Linked DNA regions of Mus musculus: region 2 is linked to region 1. The links are chromatin loops, found by intact Hi-C in ENCODE. Cell type or tissue: left cerebral cortex. All regions are shown on one strand. Links, peaks and the distances in the headings refer to the core of each region. The heading gives the core; the rest is flanking DNA.

The links. Peaks named below come from ENCODE experiments on the same cell type or tissue, not always from the same donor. Only the 100,000 strongest peaks of a DNase experiment are listed, where the experiment ranks them.
Region 2: it touches region 1 in a loop (5-fold over the local background); 22 of 42 quality-filtered maps call a loop at or near these places.

Annotation. Positions count from the first base shown.
Region 1 is chr4:106,984,862-106,992,861 of GRCm38, forward strand. The region is part of intron 4 of Ssbp3 (single-stranded DNA binding protein 3); the gene reads left to right. Among named protein-coding and RNA genes, the nearest start is that of Gm12786, 38 kb to the right of the region's middle. In left cerebral cortex, for the core only: CTCF peaks have their summits at 3,332 (motif pointing left) and 4,952; DNase peaks (open chromatin) are centred at 3,298 and 4,970.
Region 2 is chr4:106,903,209-106,915,842 of GRCm38, forward strand. It overlaps Ssbp3 (single-stranded DNA binding protein 3), which reads left to right and starts at 8,262. Exons shown (of 18, transcript NM_023672.2): 1 at 8,262-8,704; 2 at 9,695-9,767; 3 at 9,997-10,058; 4 at 12,437-12,521. The coding sequence starts at 8,649. It overlaps Gm52672 (a long non-coding RNA gene), which reads left to right and starts at 1,909. Exons shown (of 3, transcript XR_003955091.1): 1 at 1,909-2,022; 2 at 3,354-3,471; 3 at 4,145-4,384. In left cerebral cortex, for the core only: a CTCF peak has its summit at 9,261; DNase peaks (open chromatin) are centred at 5,887, 7,167, 7,692, 8,255 and 1 more place; H3K4me3 peaks cover 4,858 bases; H3K27ac peaks cover 2,957 bases.

The DNA of each region.
Region 1 (8,000 bases), core at 1-8,000:
CCCTTCCCTCTTATCCTGCACTCTACACAGCACTGCAGTGAACACCTTTGCAGTTCATTCTCCATGGCTTCCTTGGGGTAAATCCCCAGAAGTGACTGGATGAGGAAGGATGGGCTCATTTCAAGGCCCTTGACTTATTTGTTACACAGACACAGGCAGTACAGAAAGACTTGCCCTAACTGTACTTTTACTGTGGTTTAGCTCTTCATAGATACTGTTGTAGCTCTAACTACCTACCTTACACACTAGCCTGCTTGCACAGCACTTGGTATAGGTGAAGTGCAGTAAGCTCTCCGTTATCCCATATTCCAAGAAGTAAGAAGGGAGTCCCAGGTGGACCACACGTGACCTTGATCCATTGTGCTGGATCAAGATGGCTGCCTACGCTTTCTCTCAGAGATGGCAAAAGGAAGTAAGCTGTGGCCTAGAGAGCCTGACTATCAAGAAATGAGTACCCCAGGGCTGGCTTTGTGCACCGAAGGCTCTAGTATAAACCCTGATGCATCATTTTATTCAAGAGTATTTGTGGGGCCTCTTGGGCACCAAGCTCAGTGGGACTGGGAGATGGAGAAGAGCCAGCAGTCACTCCAGGCAGACAGAATCACACACAGGGAATTTCTATATGACGTGACAGATGGTTGGATAGGGTGCCATGGATGATCAGGGCCAGAGTGACAAGCTCTGCCTTTCTTTTGTTCTTGAGATTTTAAACTCCCTTCCCCCATTCCTGCTGATTAAGGGAGGTTAGGCTCCTATTCCCTTCTTGGCCAGTACATAGGTAGCTTTTGACTGCATGGGCTTTACACGCCAGACGGGGCAGCTTCCTCTATACTGGTGTGAGACCCAGCTCTACAGACTTCAGAAACACCCTTTGACAAAGTAATTTTAAAGCAGAACCTAAAGGAATTTAAGTTCAGTATTCTTGTCTTGGCAACTGTAACTTCTCATCTAGTTAACTCCTGTACCTGTGCACTTAACCATGTGTCAGGTGAGGGCCCAGGGTGACAGCCATGTCTCTGCACGTCACAGTGTGTGATGTAGAAGAGCCTTCTTGTGGACCTGAGAGCTCAGTGAAATGGGGCGCCGCCCTCCTTTCTGATTGTCCGTGATGCTTGTGCTCCATAGTAGATCCTCAGAACTTCATTTCACTCTCCCTCCCTCCCAGCCCTGCCAAGTAATTCTCTGCCTGGAGACTAAGTCCAGGTTGGGAGCTGGCAAGGAGGAGCCTCGGGTTCATCAGGGAGACCTGGCTACTGGCTCCAGCTCAGTTCCTTGTTGCCTGTCTGCCTTGGTTCCCTCTGTCTCCCATCTCAGCCACTTGGTTGCCTCCTAGGTCTAAAAGTAAAGGCCCTCCCACTCCCTGCTCTGGAGTTTCGGAAAGCCCAGCTCTCTGAACCTAAGCAGCATCCACTCCAGACACAGGGCAGAGGTGATGTTTGCAGAGGGAGGGCTGCCTAAGACCTCACACTTTACACTTTCCATGTGAGGCCTTGGACATTGACTCCAGGGCACAGGCATACGGTTGAGTGCGGTGTGTCCCTTGCTCCCTCCCGGGTTCTAGCTGAAGATAGGAAGGCCAGAGGCAGAACAGCCGACCGGATTCTCAGGCTTTAGAGGAGCGTCCTGGGGCTGTGCTCCCAGCTGCCTCCCATTGTGCTGGAGCCACGCGGTACAGCCCCCTCCCCCAGATCTTCCTCTGGAGAATAAACCATCAGCAGGATTGATTACCCTGCAGGTCCCTAGGCCGCTGTCTCTGGCCTGCATCTGGAGCTGATTTCTGTGGCTTGTAGACCCATTGTCTTGGATGGCTCATTTCCACAAATCAGAGTTGGCTCCACTGCCCTAACCCTAGTGTGACCCCAGATGCATGTTTGTTCGTCCAGTGAACACTTCCTGCTTGAGGAGGGGGGAAAGGCTGAAGTGCACATGAGTGGCTCCAGAGCCACCTCCCTGCTCTGATGCAGACAGGATGTTCCTTCCCATCCCAGCCCCTCCCTAGCCTCCCACCTAGGCCTGCCTTTCTGAAGTAGATTCAAGGAGGATGCATATTTTCAGGAAGTTGGATCCATCACCTGGCACCAGAGGGGAGACTCACAGTCTAATAGCTCCCACAGGGTGTAGTGTTATAAGGCTCTGTGTCTCCCACAACAAGGTGGGAGCTACAAGCAGCCCCTGGCATGGGCTAGGAGGTTTGAACTAAGTCAAAGGCGGCAGCAGCTTATTGGCGAAAGTTTCTAGCACTGTGAGGATCAGTTGTCAGTGGGGCTTCCTTGCACACAGAGGGACTCACTGAGATGTGTCACTATGCAGGGGTCTAGGGGGACTGGACACATGCTCCATGTTAGCCCCTTTAGCCCCTGCTCTGGGCTGGGGGATTTCATGACCTTAAGTTTGTCCCTTCCTTTTTTTTTTTTTTTTTTGGTTTTCGAGACAGGGTTTCTCATTTCTCTGTATAGCCCTGGCTGTCCTGGAACTCACTTTGTAGACCAGGCTGGCCTCGAACTCAGAAATCCACCTGCCTCTGCCTCTCGAATGCTGGGATTAAAAGCATGCGCCACCACACCCAGCAAATTTGTCCCTTCTTGTCACAGTTTTTGTTTGTTTGTATGGTTGGGTTGTTGGTTGGTTGTGTGTATGGTTGGTTGGTTGGTTGTTGGTTGGGCTGGTAAGATACAAAGCTCTCAGGATCTACCTGTCTGTACTCTCCAGTGCTATAGTAGGGCACAGGTGGCCATGCCCAGCTTTTTGTGTGTGTCTTCATGCTTACACAGCACGTGTTCTTACCCACCAAGTTGCCTTACTGGTACGGCTTGTGTGCTGACAGGAATTTAGCTTGTCCTCCACTTGAAGACCTTAGAACTTGACTACAATGTGGGCTCCGGGTGCAGAAGGCCTGTTCCTTCAGTGCAGTGAGTGGCCTCTCTTTGCCTCTCTTCCCAATGGTGATGGAGGATAGAAGCCAGGATGGCTCAGCCCTGTGGCTGGCTGACTCACTTCTGATTAGGGACCTGTGTGGCCAGCGGCTTCCTGCCATTGTTTCCACAAGCTCTTTGCAAGCTCCTCTGTCTTTACAAGCTAAGCTCCACAACAGGTCCTGCGAGTTAGGGAGTCCCAAGAGCACACCAGCACCCAGGGTTCTTCAGGAGCTGCCTCTGGCATTTTGGGCTCATCCTTTCTGGCTTTTGTTCAGGAAAAGAGAGCCCTTTCCGTGGGCATTTGAGCTGCCGTGTGTCGCATGTAGCCTGGTCCTATCTCAGACTCTGGAGCTTGGTGGCTGCCCATGATCAGACCTTCACTTTGCTGCCCCCTTCTGGGACAACCAGCTCTCTACTCAGGGACCGCCTTTGCCTGACCTTCCTCACCCCAGGAAGCAGTATGTCCAGCTGCAGAATTCTTATTGCTTGAGAGCCCCAGAGAAATGGCACTAGGGGTGTATCCCTTCTGCATACTCCTTCCAAGAATGAGGACACATGATGCTTCCTGTAGGTGCCATCACCCCCATCCTCAAATCCAGACCCAAGGGCAGGCAGGCAGGCTTATCCTACCTATCCACCAAAACCTTTCTCCTTGGTGAGACCCATAAGTCGGCCTCTTAGAGCAGGGTGGGTCACTGGCTTGTCATGTGGTGTAGGATACCACCTACAGTTGTTTAGTAGCCCAGCAGCAAAAATGCAGGAACCTATAAAATAGTGGAGGGAAGGAGGAGAGGGAAGGGGAGTGAAAAGGCAGAGCCAGAACTGCAGACCTTCAGAGTCACCCCTTGTGAACCCGACCCAGCAGACCTGCTTCCCACCCGGCTTCTTCCCTCCCTGTGGTCTGGATCCACCCGGCCTTGTAGATTGCATCAGGGAGCCACTTACCCCCATTAAAACTGGGAGGGCCAGGGAGGGAGGAAATGGGCTAGGGTGTGTTGGGAATGTTTTAGCTAATGCAGGGAGTGCTTTTTAAAAGGCAGGTAGAATTTTTTCTTTATAGATCAATTAAAAACCCTTCTTAAAATTAGCCTCTGGGAAGGTGTGTCAGTGGGCTCTTGTTTTCTTATGTCCCACACTCTGCACATCCTCCCTGACAGAAAACCTTAAAATTTTTCTTTCAGAGGTGACCAGTGTTTTTAAATGCCAGGTGATGACCAAGGGAGAGGGACCTTTGACTAGGGTTAAAGTACTGTCCTGGGAGGGTGCGTAGACTCCCTGTGACTCCTCTGGGCCATACAGCTGGCGGGCAGCAGCAGGCACGAAGAGGAACATCTCACCAGAGCCAGGCAGATGGTGTTCACCTGCTCGGGACACACTCCCTGGTCCGGGGCCCTTGGAGTTGCTGAGATAATAACAGACAGCTGCCAGCCCTGGACCTAGATCTGCGGGCATTCAAAGGCATACAAGGTGCAGGGAGACAGAGCCTGCCCAGGCCTCCCCACCCGCCAGGCCCTGCTTTTGTTTGAGAGTTGTGAGCCCCTCCTTTCCCGCACCAACATCCGAGCAACAAGAGCGCTTTAATGGAGGACAGTTCTGTTTTGGAAACGACAAGAAAGCTCCTTGTCAAGTGTGACCTGGCCTTTCCTTTGTCTTGCCTCCCTTCTTTGTGTGTGTCTCCAATGGGTTTTGTTCCAAGGGGCAAAGGAGCTGGACATGGATTTGGTGTGTTCCTGCGGTTTTTCTTTCTGTTTTCTTTTTTGGCAGCAGCTAAAGCTTTTGGTTATTTCTGAGTACAGGACAATTGGGGAGTTGGGGATTCAAGACCACTCCAGTGTCTTTGAGTTACTGAGTGGTGTCAGCAACAGCGAGTGGCAGAGAAGCCAACTTTCTGACCGCCTGGAGATCTCTCAGCTCATTGTATATGTGCGTAAGGACAAAAAATTTCTCATGGCCTTCAGTCCATAGGGGCATTTGCCCAAATATCCTCAGAAGGCAAGGCTAGCTGTTTCAGCCAGCACTCTGCCCTCTAGCTGTGCTCAGGAGGAACTGGTATTGCTTGGTTACCGTGTTAGCCTCCTCCACTGCCAAATAGGTCTGTGCTGGCCAAGGTTATCTGGACCTGGCTCCATCCAGTGTGGGCACTGTGACCAGTGATATTGGGGGGTGCTGAGAGGCAAAATTGGATGTTACTTCCCCCAGGGCAGGACTCAGGCCTGACTCCTTCAGGCTAAGACTCAGGGCAGCTTAGTAGAGGAGTGGTGTTAATAAGATTACAGAATCAGCTTGATCATCTTAAATGCCCCAGCCAGAGCGCTCGATTGTGTACCTGTGCTGGCACCTCTGAGGTGTCCTCAGTTGAGTCACAGGAGCTTGTTCTGTGTGTGCCCCTTAGGGCTTGTCAGAAGAGCAGTATAATTTAGTTGTGGTGATGGCTCAGTCCAGCATTTCATCTCTCTCTCTCTCTCTCTCTCTCTCTCTCTCTAATTATCCCAAGCTAGTGATATTTGTCTTGCATGAACCTCCAGACAGAAATTGTCTTTTATTACACGTTTTTTAAAGACTAGGGTTTTTTTTCTTTTTTAAAGGTTTATTATTTTTATGAGCATTGGTGTTCTCTTCCTCAATGGCTTCGAGGGCACAGAGCCTCAGGAGCCAGAGTTACAGACCACTGTGAGCTGCCATGTGGATGCTGGGATTTGAACTTGGGTTCTCTGGAAGAACAGCCAATGTTCTTAACCACACAGCCATCTCTCTAGCCCCAAAGAGTAGTCTTAAATGGGTATCTCTCAGTCCAGCTCTCTAGGGCCACATAGTAAGACCCTGTCTGCAAAACACACAACAAAACAAAACTGCAACTTAAACAAATCTCTGACTTACTAGAAATCAAAACCCCTTCTACTCTTCTTTTTATTTTAATTATTGATGAATGTCTCTGGTGAGACTTTTGACTTTTTTTTTGGATTGAGTTGAGCTTGAAAATGTCATCTAATGTATTTTTACAAATACAGGAAGAATGAGACAGACAGACAGACATACACACACACACCACACACACCACACCACACATGTGTGCAAGCCTGTACGCAGTATGATCTGATGACAGTCAGTAGGCCTAGGTGTCAGCTGGGGAGCGGCAGGAATGCTGTTTGATCTTTGCTTTTTGGAGCCCCAGGGTTGAAGGTAAGGGCAGAAAAGATAGGTACAGAATAGCAGCAGCAGTCCTCAAGATGTCAGGGTCCCGGCCCTCGCTCCTCTTATAGCTTGCCTCCCCACTTATCTCTGGTGACCTAGGTAAGAGTAAAAATGGCTGGTGTGTTTTTGTTTGTTTTCTTTTGTTTTGTTCTGTTTTTAAACTTCTCTTTGTCAGGCTGGTTTCAAGTAATTCAGCACTTGCTAATTATGAACCTGGTGTCCTGGCCTGAAAATCCCTGCCTGTTTGAACTTGCAGCTTCCCAGTTCCAGAAGTGGATATATGCTCTTTGATACCAGCCCATGGCTTACAGGATCCAAAGTGTGTGTCCTCACACTGCTCCCATTCTTACTTGGCCAGTGTGTCATGTCTACTGTCTGGGCAGTGTACAAGCACAACTTGCATCTATAGGAACTATAGAAACGGGTGGATGGCTCTAGGAAAATATGAAATGAACCAGACTGTGGCCAGTCTGGCTAGAAGGATGCCAGCAGGTAGTGACAGGTAGAGGGGGAACTCCATCAGTAAGTTTGGGAAAGGTTGCTGAGGAATGTACGTCATATTCCACTGGGACATAGGTCAGCATATTCACACATAGGGAGGATAATTGACTGTCAGTTCATGGGAAGCAGTTTGCAGGTAAGAGCCCTGCTAGGCAAAGAAGCAGATGAGGGTTCTAAAGTGAGGGCTTCTTTCCTGCTATGGTTGGTTTGTTTTTATCAAGAGTACCGAGTCTAGGGTTCCCTTGCTTCTGTTCTAAGAGCAGGCGTGGCCCTGGGCAGGAAAGGAACTTTCTGCTCTCCTGATCTGTCTCCACCCAGAGATGGATCTAAACTGTGCTTTCCCCAGCTGTGACATCGGAAAGCAGGAAATCTAACCCCTGGGATGTGTCCTAGGTAGGTGCTGTGTCCCTTAAGAAAGTGAAGAGGGACCAGTTACCTTGAGACAAAGGCACCTCTCCTAGTCAGCCTCTGCTTCTCACTGGTGAGAGAGGGAGGGCTCTTTCCTTCTCAGTTGAGAAGTCGTTTAAACCAGCCAAGGTGGTGCCTGGTCTCCATACTCAGGAGACTGAACTAAGGGAATCCCAGATTTGAGGCCAGCCTGGGCTACATAGTGAGATGTCTTAATGACAACAAACAGATGTAATAGCCTAGAAGTCCATGAGTTCGCTCCTTCATGGTGATGGTGGCACTATTGTTTTTCTGGGTGTTGTGAATGTGATTATCTGTGCTGTGTGAGACCTGCCTACAGTGGCAGACCTGGGATGTTCTCTGACAACACCCACTGTTCAGCCTCTGGCCTTTCTCTGATAGCCTTTCTGCCTCCTGGCAAACATAGGATGATACCTACCTGACTGTGGTGATGACTGAGGGAGCCTGTCTCTGCCCTCTTGCTGCCTTCGCCTGACCCTTGGAGCTGTTGCCTAGAATGACCTGCCCTTCTGGAGCCCTGCCTGTTCTCCCCTCTTTCACATACCCCCTCCCCCACCCTGCCAGGACATAATTGGCACTTAGAGCATGACCATGTACGTGAATCCTTTGTAGCAAGGGATTCCAGGAAGCACCAGTAGGACAGTGAATAAAGAAACAGGATTTGCCCAGTGAGTGGCAGACCTGTTTGGGGCTGTTTGGCCTAGGACTTTCTCTGCACTTTACTGTCTGTACTTCAGAGTGATCTAAGAGCTGAATGAGAAGGTATTTGCAGAGACTGCACAGGTTGGCACCTTAGGTATTGAGAAGTCCTGGTGAAAATACTCGTTTGTGAAAATACTGAGCCAAGGTCTCTTTGGTGGCAGGACCTGTTCTATACTCCTAGAGCTGGATACCAAAGTGGGTGCTGTCAAGGTTCCTGAGCAGTGACACTAGTGTGGCATAACGGGCACAGGCCACAGCAGG
Region 2 (12,634 bases), core at 4,635-12,634, 77 kb before region 1:
GTCCAGTGGGTGCATGCTCAAATTCACAGAGTCCTTTCTGTCCCACTCTATCCCACTCTTCCCCTACGCCTACCAGGGGCCTCTCTGTGCCTCTCCTGGCCCACTCCTGATTACTTTAGCCATGATTCCAGATCTTGCATCTTAGGTAGCCCCTATGAGCCTCATGATGTCCCCTAGCAAGAAATTCTTGTAGCCCTTGCCTCAGCTCAGGTTTTAATTTCCCTGAATTTAAAAAAAAAAAAAAAAAGTGATCTCAGTGTGGTGGTGTATACCTTTAATCCCAGTACTCAGGAGGCAGAGGCAGGGGGATCTCTGTGAGTTCAAGGTCAGCATGGTCTGTAGAATGAGTTTCAGGACAGCCAGGGCCACACAGAGAAAGCCTGTTTCAACAACAACAACAATAACAACCACCACCACCACCACTACCACCACCACCACCACCAACTCCCCACCCCCAAACCAAACCAACCAACCAAAAATATGGTAAGGTCTAGAGATATGGCTCAGAGTTTAAGGGCTCTGGCTGCTCTTCCAGAGTTCCCAGGTTCAATTCCCATCACCTACATGGCAGCTCACAACTGTCCGTAATTTTAGTTCCAGGGGAAAGAATACTCTCACACAGACATGCATGCAGGCAAAACACCAATGTACATAAACTAAAATAAATAAACCATGAAAATAAAGGTAAAAAAAAAAAAAAAGTAAAAGCCACATTCCATGCAAGGAACTGAGTTAACTATTCTAAGTCCAGAGTGGGTAGCATGGAGTCCACATGGTTGGGCAGCCTCACATGTCTGACTCCAGAGTCTCTCCATCTTTGCAGTTGTACCTACTGTCCCTGTTCCCTATATCCCTCCTGAGTGTGACTCCTTACACCAGTGGACTCACAAAGCGATTGTTCCTTAGCATTTTGTTAGTTAGCAGACCTAAGTCACCCACGTTGAAATATGCATAAGAATCTCTCTCTCTCTCTCTCTCTCTCTCTCTCTCTCTCTCTCTCTCGACGGGATCTCAACTATCCCAGGCTGGCCTTGAACTTGGTATGTAGCCAGGGCTGATTTTGAACTCGTACTCCTTCCACCCCAGTGTTGGGATTATCAGTTTTTTGCCTCTATACTCAGCTCTTTTTGAAAATGTTTAATTTTCTTCCTTTCTTCCTTTTGAATACAGCGTCCCCTCCTGTAGCTCATGATCTTCCTGCTTTAGCCTGGCTTCTGATTACAGGGCTATGTCACCATGCCTCCTCAAAATCGCCTTCCCTTTCCCCTTCTGCTATGATCCCTCCTCCTCTCCCTTCCTTTATAAGGCTGAATACTACTCCATGAGGTGTACCATTGTATTTACCCATTCATAGGTGGACATGGGGGTCATTTTCTTCTCTCTCTCTCTCTTTTAAAAAAAGATTTATTCATTTTATGTACGTGAGTACACTGTTGCACCCTTCAGACACACCAGAAGAGGGCACTGGATCCCATTACAGATGGTTATGAGCCACCATGTGGTTACCATGTGGTTGCTGGGAATTGAACTCAGGACCCCTAGAAGAGCAGTCAGTGCTCTTAACCGCTGAGCCATCTCTCCAGCCCCATGTGGGTCATTTTCGTCCTCTGGCCCTTGTGGCAGTGTTGTTGTGGACACTGATGTGCAGCTGGACTCCTGCTTTTTGTTCTCAGAAATAGAAATGATGGCTCTTGAGGTAACTTTCCGCAATGTTCTTCGCAGAGGTCGTTACATTGCCCACCAGCAGTACAGATGGATTCCTATGTCCACCAACAGTACAGATGGATTCCTACATCTCTACATCCTCAACTCTCCTCACTTCCTGTTTGCTGTGTGTGGCCTTGCTTTTCGGTAACCGCCACCCTGCTGGGTATGACCCCAGTCTTTGCTCATTTGCCTGCTTCCTGCACTGTTACCTGGCAGCGCCCCCTTAGGCAACTCCTGTTTTGTGTCATGCGCAATCTCTGACATGATAGCAAGCAAGATGCACAGAACATAGGAGCCTTCTGCGGCTACCGTGAGGTAAGGGCCAGCTATCAATAATTCTCCCTGGCAGAGCTCTTCCTGCCACCAACTCCCCTCTCAACCCTCTCACCCACGCCCCCATAGTTTCTTCCTTTCATCCTTTAGAACACAGAGTTATGGTCACCTCTCTGGAGAAACCCTCCTTCCCCACCGGCCTTCATCCACCCGATCAGTCTGCTGTTGTTTGCTCTTGTCTGGGCTGTCTGGCCCTCTCTTTTTTGATTGCTCCTAGCACTTGGCACAGTCTGTAATGACTTAAGTACCTGCGTGCCTGCGGAATTAACCTTGTCTTTTCTGCTGGCCTCTTAGCTCCACACAGAAGGGTCCTTGAGACATCAGCTTGCTCTCACTATTGTACACCCATCGCTGACCAGTGCACCACCAAGGCCAGGAGTTCAGAATCCCCTTGCTAAATGAATCATTCAGCTTTAAGATAAAGCCCCCCCCCCCCCCCGAGTGCCCCAACCCTAATGAGGAAGGCAGGTGAGAAAATAAATAAATAAATAAACATATACTCTGGCAAGTGGTGATGGTTGCTATGGAGAAAAGCAGACTGGAAGTGACCAGGTGTCTTTCTCTGGGCTCCTTAGGGAGGGAGTGGCGCTACTGACCTAGAGGAAGTAAGGGGCTGCCAGGGAGTGTGTGTGTGTATGTGTGTGTGTGTGTGTGTGTGTGTGTGTGTGTATGTGTGTGTATGTGTATGTATGTGTATGAGGGCACAACTATTAAGAGAGCAGAAGTGAGAACAGAGACCCCACAGAAGGCCAAGTGGAATGAGGAACCACTGTAGTCAGTGGCCACTTCTAGAAGCCATTTGGACATGGCCTTCTGATAGTTACCTATACTCACGGAGCACATAGTAGGTGCTTTCTAGCTCAAACTAGACCCATCCTATACATTTCCTAAAACGTGTTTTACTACAACATCGAATTATGATGTCTACTGAGAGGCATTCCAAAGCATGTTTGACTTTAAACTCCAATCCACTTTCTTTCTTCTTTAGCAAAACCTGTAAGCATCCTGCCTCTGCCTGTGAGTGCTGGGAATGAAAGGCCTGTGCTACTTCCTTTTGGCTTGGAATTATTATTATTTTTTCTTTTCTTTTTTTAAATCTCATTTTTAAAAAAGATTTATTATTTATATGTAAGTACACTGTAGCTGTCTTCAGACACACCAGTAGAGGGCGTTAGATGTCATTACGGATGGTTGTAAGCCACCATGTGGTTTCTGGGATTTGAACTCAGGACCTTCGGAAGAACAGTCAGTGCTCTTAACCGCTGAGCCATCTCTCCAGCCCCCTATTTTTTTTTTTTTTTCTTTTTAAACAGGGTTTTATGTAGCACAGTGAACCTGAAACCTAGCCAAGGTTGGCTTTTAACTCCTGAACCTTTCTGCCTTTACTTCCTGGAGTGCTGGTGTTATGATCGTCAACCAGGACCACACCAGGTCAAACAGTTCTACAGAGGGGCAAGGTGGTGGCAGAAAGAGAATGGGAGGAAGAGGGGGTGAGGGGGAGAGGGGGAGAGGGGGAGAGAGAGATAGATATGGGGCCTTTTTTAATATATGGGTGATGACGTGACAGGTAAAAGTGGGAGGTGAGCCAAGTGGATTCTGGGAATATGGTGGCTGTTGCCTTGGCAACAGGTGTTCGGTCCCCCCTATGTGATGTCATGGGTTTCAGAGGTCCTGATACCAACAGCTGGAATTACAGGCATGCACCACAATGCCTAGCTAGTGACCATCTCTTTAAAAAAGTTTTTTTTTTTTTTCCTGAGACATGGTTTCTTTGTGTAGCTCTGGCTGTCCTAGAACTCACTCTGTAGGTCAGGCTGGCCTCAAACTTAGATCTGCTTGGCTCTTCTTCCAGACTACTGGGATCAAAGGCATGCACCAGTACTACCTGACCAAAAGTATGAATTTTTGTTATTTAAAAATTATATGTATATGTCTGTGTGCTGTTGGGCCCCCTGGAGCTGGGATTCCAGGTGGCTGAGAGCTGTCCTAACGGGGCACCAGGAGCTGAATGCCAACTTTCTTCAGCCATAGCAACTACTCTTTCTTACTTGCCCCCTCTCCAGCCCCAATGGTCATCTTTTTTTTTTTTTTTTTTTTTTTTCAGTTTGCAGAAACTTTCTCCAGTCCTGACCTCTTCTTTGCTCCCCATCCATCCAGATGCCAAATAGCCTGGAATGTGACTCCCTATCTTTCCCCTAGTTCTGCCTTCAAGCCCTTGCCCTGGACAGTAAGACCCTCACTACCCAGACAGGACACGCTCCTCTTGGGCTACCTCTTGCCCAAAGGCTTCCAGCAAAGCAATGGGGACTTGGAAACCAGGTCTTCAGACGCTGGAATTTGCACCCTTCCCAGGGAGCCCCTAATGCCCGGGGGTGGGGGGGGAATTCCAGCCCAAACCCGGGCTGACTAGGGGCTGGCCAAGGCTTCCTGCAGAGCTGGTGGCGATTTTGATGGAAGAATCTCCGTAGGATTCCCTGGACTGTGCTGGGGGCAGGAGGGGGGAAGGGCTGGATGCTAACTAAGCTTCTGTCCCAACAGGCTCAGAGGGGAGGAGGGCTTAGCCTCCAGCAGCTGTGAGGAACACCACCACACCACCAAGAGAGCTGAGAACCAGCCAGAGGAAACCAGATACCCTGGCGTCCTTGGCAAGCACGGCTTCCTTGGGTTGAGCTCACTGGCTTCAGGTCTCTTTCGACTGCTACCTTTCCAAGGCCTGACCCGCTCCAACCCTCCGCAGTCTTGGGAGAGGAAGAAGCGGGCTAGTTTTTCATCTGTCCTGATCCTTGTTTCTTTTAGCATCGTCGCTGGATGTGGCAGTCCCCAGTGGAATGGCAAGCTCCCTCACCCCAAGGAGTGGAGTCATGTTTCTATGGGGGTGGAGGGGGGTGTGCTTAGTGGATCGCACTCAAGTAAGGTGTAGCCTGGTGCCTGGCACTCGGATCTGGTCTGCTGGAGGAGTAACTTACTTGCAGCCTGGAAGCTTCGGGGTGGGGGGTGGGGTGGGTGCACAGGAAGTCCCTCAGTAGGGGATTCGACCGTCCAGCTGGAGTAAGGAAGTCGTGTGTCACAGGAAGAGGCTCCCAGCAGAGAGTTTTACAACAGTGGAAGCCTCACAGGATAAGTGGTTGTGTTTATGTCTGGGTTACTACTCTGTGCTCGGGGTAGCGTATGCTACATAGTAGGTGTTTAATAAACAGGTTCTGAAACAAAAGGATTGGGAGAGGAGAAGTTGAAAGAAATGGCTTGGTCACTCTGGGATGTGACAGTATAGTACTTCCAGGTGGAAGAGGCTGTGGTGGGTGGGGCTTAGCAGAGGGCGTGGTCTGATCTAATCCTATTGTGGGTGGTGTCAGTTTCTTATCTCTTCACCCAGCCCAGAGCTACTTCAGGCCTGGGGTGTTGTTTTTTTTTCCTCCCCTGGGTCCCCTGGTGTCCCGTTAGGTCCGAATACACACAGGTATGGAACCTGTGCTGGGTTCAGGAGATACCCAGATGATTAAAATGTAGGTCTTCCCTTTCTGTCTGGTGGGGCAGACAGACAGTAAACAAGTGGCTTACACAATGGGCTGGATAGAGGGAGGACTTCTTTGTAGGTTCAGTTGAACAAATGAGATCCAAGCTGACGGGATCGGAGCAGGCAGTTTTGGAAGGCGCTATCTGTGGAGGAGTGTTAGGTTTTGAAGATAGTTGAGAGAAAGGGCTTGGGGTGAGGGGCATTCCAAGTAGAGGTGTCAGCCCAAAAATGTGCTCTAAGGGAGGCAGGAGAACCTAGTGGGAAAAGATAAGTTAGGGGCAGAAAGGCCACCTATGGGTGTTTGGGCCTGCTTATGATCTGACTAAGACTCTGGATAACTGCCAGCTGCAGCATGCTAGCTGGGGCTGGAGAAAGGTCTGTCTTCTAGGGAACCCTTTAGCTGCCTCTCCACTGCCAAGAGCTAAGACACCTCCCTCTGGTCTCTCTGCCTAGGTTCTCTCACTGTTTCCTTTAGCCAACCAACCCACTGGGAGCCTCACTCTGTCAAGCCTCCACAAAGGGCAGACCACAGAGATTCCGAACAAACAGCCCCCCCCCCCTTCCTCTCACACATGCCCAGGAAGGAGGGGCCAGTCCGTTTGCAAAGGAGAAAAGGCAAGAGGAATAGTAGCCTGTTGGAACATCAGACTATCCAGAGATTTTAAAAGACCCCTCCTCCCCCAGACCTTTGCCAGCTGACAGGCGAGGATGAGCAAGGGGCTCTGAGGTGGCTCAGCTCTTGGGCTGCTAGGCATGGCCAACCCGGAGAGGGGGCTTCGGCAGTGGGCCCCCGAAGGGCAGTGCCTTCCCTCCCCCAAGACCCAACTGGTCCTCCTCATCTGCGGGACCTGCAGACACCAATGAGTCACTGTGTTGACAAACCATCTCTGACCATTCCTAGCCCATCAAAAATGGAAGTCCAGAGGAAGGGTATGAGCAGACCGATTTAATTAGCGCGGGCTCTAAAGGTACCTTAAGTTGGCCCTATTAAATTAAACTGCCTAGGGGGAAAAATAACTGTAATTATTTCCTTTTCTCTCCTACCATTGTATTTCAACTCCCAACCTCCACGCTTCTCCCTTTCTTGACAAGACAACCTTTAAACTAGGGGCTGGCATTGGCATCCCCAAACTAGGTCTCAGTGTTTCTCTTTTCTGCCCTTCTTCTGTCTGAGCTCTGGTTTCTAGCAGAGAGCAGAGTCCAGAGGGGTCCACGGTGCTTGGCTGTATTCTAATTTAGGGAGGCTGTTACAAGTGTAGAACATTATTCCAAAAATGCACCCGGAGTCTCCTTCCTGAACCAGTGCAGATCCGTTTGCCGTGGGGCATTTCTTTTAAAAACCCCTTTTCTCTCTTCGGCAGGGCAAAAAAAGCAAACTTTAATGGTAGGGAATTATTGTTTATTTTGTTGAAATCTAGTTCTGAGTTTTCCTACTTAAAACGTGTTTTCCCCAGGACACTGACCTATCCTTTAATTGTTTGGTGTGAGGCATGTTAGGGGGAGGGGCGTTACTTGTTTATTGGAACAGCGCAGTTAAAAAAAAAAAAAATCAACCTAGGCTAACAGTTTCAAGGCTCCCCTAAAGATGTATCCAAACAGGCAGCCAATCAGCGCTTACACAGCTTTTCTGCTTGACTCTTTTAAAGAGACAGTGCCGACAATGTTTTATCACATTTAAAGAGAACCGCGCTCTAAAAACAGTATGAAAATGGGGAGCCATCCCTTATCTCACCAGTTTTTGATTTGGAGACTCCAATGAGAATACACTGCAGGTTTTTGGGTTCCTCGAGTGGACAGAAAGGAGTCGTGAGCAAAAAGCTTGGTCACTCTGCCAACCCCCCATTTCCCATTGTACACCTGGGTCATTGACAATGGAAGCTTCCCCTCCCCCCACGCCCGACTCTGGTCCCCTACTCTCCAATTTAGCTCCATTTATTTGAAGTTTGAGATTTCTGCGGCGCGCATTCCGAGTCGCGAGGCGTCCAGGTGACGTCCCTCATCCAAACGGAACCCTTTCCCGTGGAAAGGCGAGAGGCTAACTTGCCAGGGCTAGCAAACCTCAGAAATTTGAGAGAAATCAACTCTCTTTCCCTCTAGTCCAAGACCTCTTTTCCCTCCTACAGCTTGCCTGGAGCACGCCAAGGGCCATTTTCGCGCGGCTCCACTTTGGGGTTTCCCAAAGTATTTTAACGATCTAGTAAAGAAGCAGCCGCGCGCTTTGGCGCCAGCTTCGGCCGCCCAGCTCCGCGTGCAGCCCTGGCCGGGGCTCGGGAGGCAGGGCTGGGCACAGGCAGCCCGGGGTGGGGCGGAGAGGGGAGCAGGGCCGGCCGGGGTCCTGGCCCGCTGAGGGTACGCTCAGCACGGGGAGGCGGGGGCGCTGGGGGCTAGGCCGACGCGGAAAGGGGCGCGCCGGGCCAGCCGGGGTCCGCGCCTGCTGTCGCAGCGCCCAGTCCCCGCCGCGCCGGCCGGGTGCTCCAGTCCACGCCCGAGCCCCTCGAGTCACCGCCCCACCCCAACGCCAAGGCTCGCCCCCCGCTCCCCCGGCCGGGGCACGAGCGGGCAGCGGCTCGCGGAGGAGGCGCAGCGGGACTGGCGCGGCCGTGCTGACAGGCGTCCCTCTCGGCCTCCAGGCCCGCCCCCGCGCGCCGATTGGCCGCCGCGGCCGTCCGTCGCGGGGCGTGGACGCCCGCCGCGCTCCTGCCGGGGCAGCCACGTTCGGTTGAGCTCCAAGTAGACCAGCGGCGGCGGCGGCGGCAGCGGCAGCGGTGCTGAAGGCGCAGAGGGCGGCGCAGGCGGAGCCGGGCGGCGGGCGCGCGGGCCGCGAGCAAGCGAGCTGCAGGCTTCGGGCGGGCGGCGGCGCAGCTCAGGCCGAGCCGGCGCGGGAGGAGTTCCAGGGCGATGGGGCCGCGGCCGGGGCTGACGCTTTGACAGCTGGAAAGAGCGCGGAGCCTGCGCCTGGGAGGGAGGGAGCGCGGCGAGCGGAGTGCGAGCGAGCGGGCGAGCGCCGGGAGGGGGCCGGGAGCAGGGCAGCTCGGGAGACCGGACGGTAGCGGCGGCGGCGGCGGCGGGCTCGGCGCCCTCTTCTCTGCAAGCCATGTTTGCCAAAGGCAAAGGCTCGGCGGTGCCCTCGGACGGGCAGGCTCGGGAAAAGTAAGCCTCTCGCGAGTGGGGCCGCGCCGCGGGTGGCGGGAGGCAGGTGGGCGCGGGGGTCGCGCCGCCTGGTGCCCCTGGGGCCCGGGTCTCTGCCCCGCGGCGGCGGCGGTGGCGTGGAGAGCCCATTGTTGGGCGCCGGCGGAGGCTGGGGCACCCTGAAGGGGCGGCAGGGCAGCGGTGGGCGAGGGTAGTTGGTAGGCGCGGGGCAGAGCGGGCGCGGGGGTCCGCGACGAGGGTGGGCGAGGTCCCACTCGGAGCCGGTGCGCTCGGCCCGCTGGGCGCGGGGCCCTTACTTTGCCCACCGAGTGCGGGCAGGGGGCGCGTGGCTTTCTGCAGCCCCGAAGGCTCCTTTTGTCCGCCCGCGGCGTGAGGAGTGCGTGCCGGGGGCTTTGTTCGCCCGGGAGCGCTCTCCCTACCCAGCCAGCGGCCTCCCCGTCAGCCCGGTGCGCTCCGGGGCGTCCGGGCTGGGCTGGGCTGGGCTGGCGGCGCCGGCCCGGCCCCAGGCTTGGGGGACAGTTGTTTGAGGGGGAGATGCTGAGGGCGGCGCTTTGCTGCCCTCTCCAGAGCGCGCCAAGTACCCGGACTGGGACCGAGTCCGTTCGGACCCCAAAGCTGGGCTAAAGCAGGGAGCTGAAGTGGGCTGGGAAAAGGAGGGTGGCTCAGGCAGGGCTCTTGTAAGGGGCTTGCGAGTTTGCGAGACCTAGGTGGGTTTAGTCCCAGTGCCACTTGGAAGTTCAAGTTTGGGGACCGGTCTCCGGCTCCCGCGGCTTGGTGCAGCTTGTCTGTGGTACCCACCCACTAGCTGTTCTGTCTGGGGTGATAGGTACTCACCTCTTGTCGTGGCCACAATGGGATGGCACAGACCGGGCTCACAGTCACTGGCAGGGTCCAGAGCGAGCCTTAATGTGATCTGACCTCTCTCTCTCTCTCTCTCTCTCTCTCTCTCTCTCTCTCTCTCTCTCTCTCCTCTCACTCCTCACTTTCCAGGTTAGCTTTATACGTCTACGAATATTTACTGCACGTAGGAGCACAGAAATCTGCACAGACCTTCTTATCAGAGGTGAGTGGGACTCCTTCTCTTTCCCTAGCATCCAGTTTCTTGACACCCCCTCCTCCCCACTATTCTTAGAGCCTTTGTTTTCAGGAGCAGCCACTGTGGCCACCATTTTGAATTTTTATCACCTTTTGGCATTTATTGTTAGTTGGTCTTCACAGCCTTTTGGCTGGGGAAGGCCCTGCGTCCCCCTCCTTTCTGCCCCTCTAAGCTGCCTCCGCTCCCTCTTTTCTAGATTCGATGGGAAAAAAACATCACACTGGGTGAACCGCCTGGGTTCCTGCACTCGTGGTGGTGGTAAGTTTGTGTGATAGTTTTGTGTGTGTGTTTTGTTTTGAGGTCCGGGTCCAAGTGAACAAAGACGGGGGTCCAGAGCAGGCCCTCTACCTTTAGCCTCTGCCTCCTACGGACAAGCACCCCTGGGTGATCTGACCAGGCTTGGCAAGGGAGAGTGGGCAGAAGAGGCTGCGTGCTGCCTCAAGTTTTTGCTGGCATTTCTCCGCCTGTGGGGACTGACTGAATTTTGTTATGCTTTTCCATCTCACTCTGGGGCACCAAGCAGGGGGCTTAGAAAGAGCTGGAAGGGTTTTTTTTTGTCAATCCTGCATGCTGCTTTAATTAGAGGAGTGGGGGCAGGGCGGGTGGAGGGGACACCAGGTCCGTTCTGCAACTGGCCTGTCCCTTATGTTTGCGTCCAGAAACGCCAAACCTTAAGAGGTCTCCACTGGGCCTTTTCCAGGGACCATGAGAAAAGCAAGAAGGGCCGCACTTCCTGTAGAGACACTGATTCAGACTGACTGGACCTTCCTTTTCTCCGTCTCCCCACCCCCCCAGCATCCCTGCAACCACAAAGCCTTATTTTACTGAGAACCTTAACCAGCCAGAGGTGGCCTGGCAGGATGCCTGTAGCTTGTTCAGGACCGGCTCTCCTTATCTTTGACCCTCTCTCCAGGCCTGAGCAGCCTGTGGTCTTTTTTGCAGGCAGGAGGGAAGCTCAGGGTCAGAGCCTTAAGCTAGTTGTCTTGAGTGTGTGACCTGGATGTCTTGTGGGGCTGATAGGTGGACTCTTTCACATCCTTTTGAAAAGGAGAAAGGAGGAGGGGTGGCTTTTGATATGTTGGTGGAGTTGAGTCAAGTGTAGTGTCGTTGGGATGTTAGCACTACCTGACTGCCAGCTCAGGGTACTGTTTCAAGGCTCTTTGAACATCGGGAGGATGAAGTGTCTGTTCTAACTTGTGCAGACAAAATGAGTTTTTAATGGCCTTTGCCAACCACCCAACTGCCTGGTCGGAGGAGGCGGGTGGTGTGGCGCAAGGATTCCACCTGCGGGAGTGGGTGATAGGTTGGCTGTTAGAGGTGAGCGAGCGTGTTGATGGGATTGATGGATCTGAGTGCTGTGGGTCTTAAAGAAACTTGGGCTTGTGGGTAGACGTTATTTTGAGGGTGCTGGGAATGAGGGTGTCTTGAAGTCTTTGCAGTGTGGGCTTTCCAGGAAGCAGTTTTGGAGGAGGAGAGTAGTCCCTGCCTCCATCTGCAGTTGTGCAGAGACCTGGTTGTCCTGTGGCTCCTGGAGTCAAGTCCTGTGGCTTTTCAATCCTTGTTCCAGGAGTGGAAGGTTGGCTGTACAGGCTCAGGTTGTGGTGGCTGTTAGGGGTTGTGGTGGCTGTCAGGGGTTGTTGTGGCTGTCAGGGGTTGTGGTCTCTGGCTTGTTAGGATGTTTACTCTGCGGCTGTTTTTGGGGGTGGGTGGGTGCTGAGGATGGGTTTTTGTTCTAGGCACTCCTTGAAGGGGGTGCTTTCTAATGACAGTGGAGCTTGCTGTGATGGGGCCAGCGGCATTGGACCACAAGTCAGATTAGACCTCAGTTTCAGTGTTCACTGTGCCCTTCAAGCTGGGTTTGGCTAGGCCTTGGTTCTGGTATAGGGCGTTTCTAAGGTCCTGTGTTTGTGTAGCACTCTCATAGTGGAGACGGCACTTGTTCTGTTCTTGTGACTGTGGAGTGTTGGAGTGATCACAGAGAATTACAGAGGGTCTTGAGTGCTGTGCCCTGGGCTGCGCTCACCCTGCCCACTTTCTCTGTACTGGATGGGTGCTGTCTGAGGAGGCCCTTTTGCTTAGTGACAGGGGTAAGGTTCTTGGTTGTCACAGCTCCTTCTTTTTGCCTCATAGACAGGTGGGGATGCAGGCTAAAGGATTAAGAACCCATAAGGCCTCCTTCATTACTGGAGTCACCCAGATTGCGCTGCAGATGAATCATGGTCGTGTTCTGACTTTTGACAATGTAACCTTTTTACATTACGCTGCAGCCATTTTGGTTTGGGGTGGTGAGAGGGACAGAGCCCCGAGATGGGCAGAATGTCATCCAAGTCCCTCTGTGGACAAACCAGGGGCGGGCCGTGCTGACCTTTGTGAGCTCTAGTGACTGCTAACCACAAACAGTGTCACTGATGGGAGATACCCAGCATAGAGGAGCTGCTTACATGGCAGCTGTTACAGACGTCTGGCTTGCCAGGAGCGGTTGCGTCCAGTTATCTTATGTGCTGAGTTTGTCCAGTGCTGTAAGGTAGGATGGAGCCTTTGGGAGAGCTGGTGCTGTACCATGCGTCCTGTACTCCCTGTTGTGTACACAAGTAATAATTAGTAACCTGATCTTACTTTGTTTTTTCTATTTGCAGTGTATTTTGGGACCTTTACTGTGCAGCTCCTGAAAGGAGAGACACTTGTGAACATTCAAGTGAAGCAAAAGCCTTTCATGATTATGTGAGTAACAAATTTTTAATCCTGGCAATAATTACAGGGTTGGATGGCTCTAACTTCTTTAGTATCAAAAGCGAGTGCACAGCCAACTGGCAGTGGTCTTTATTTCCTCCTCG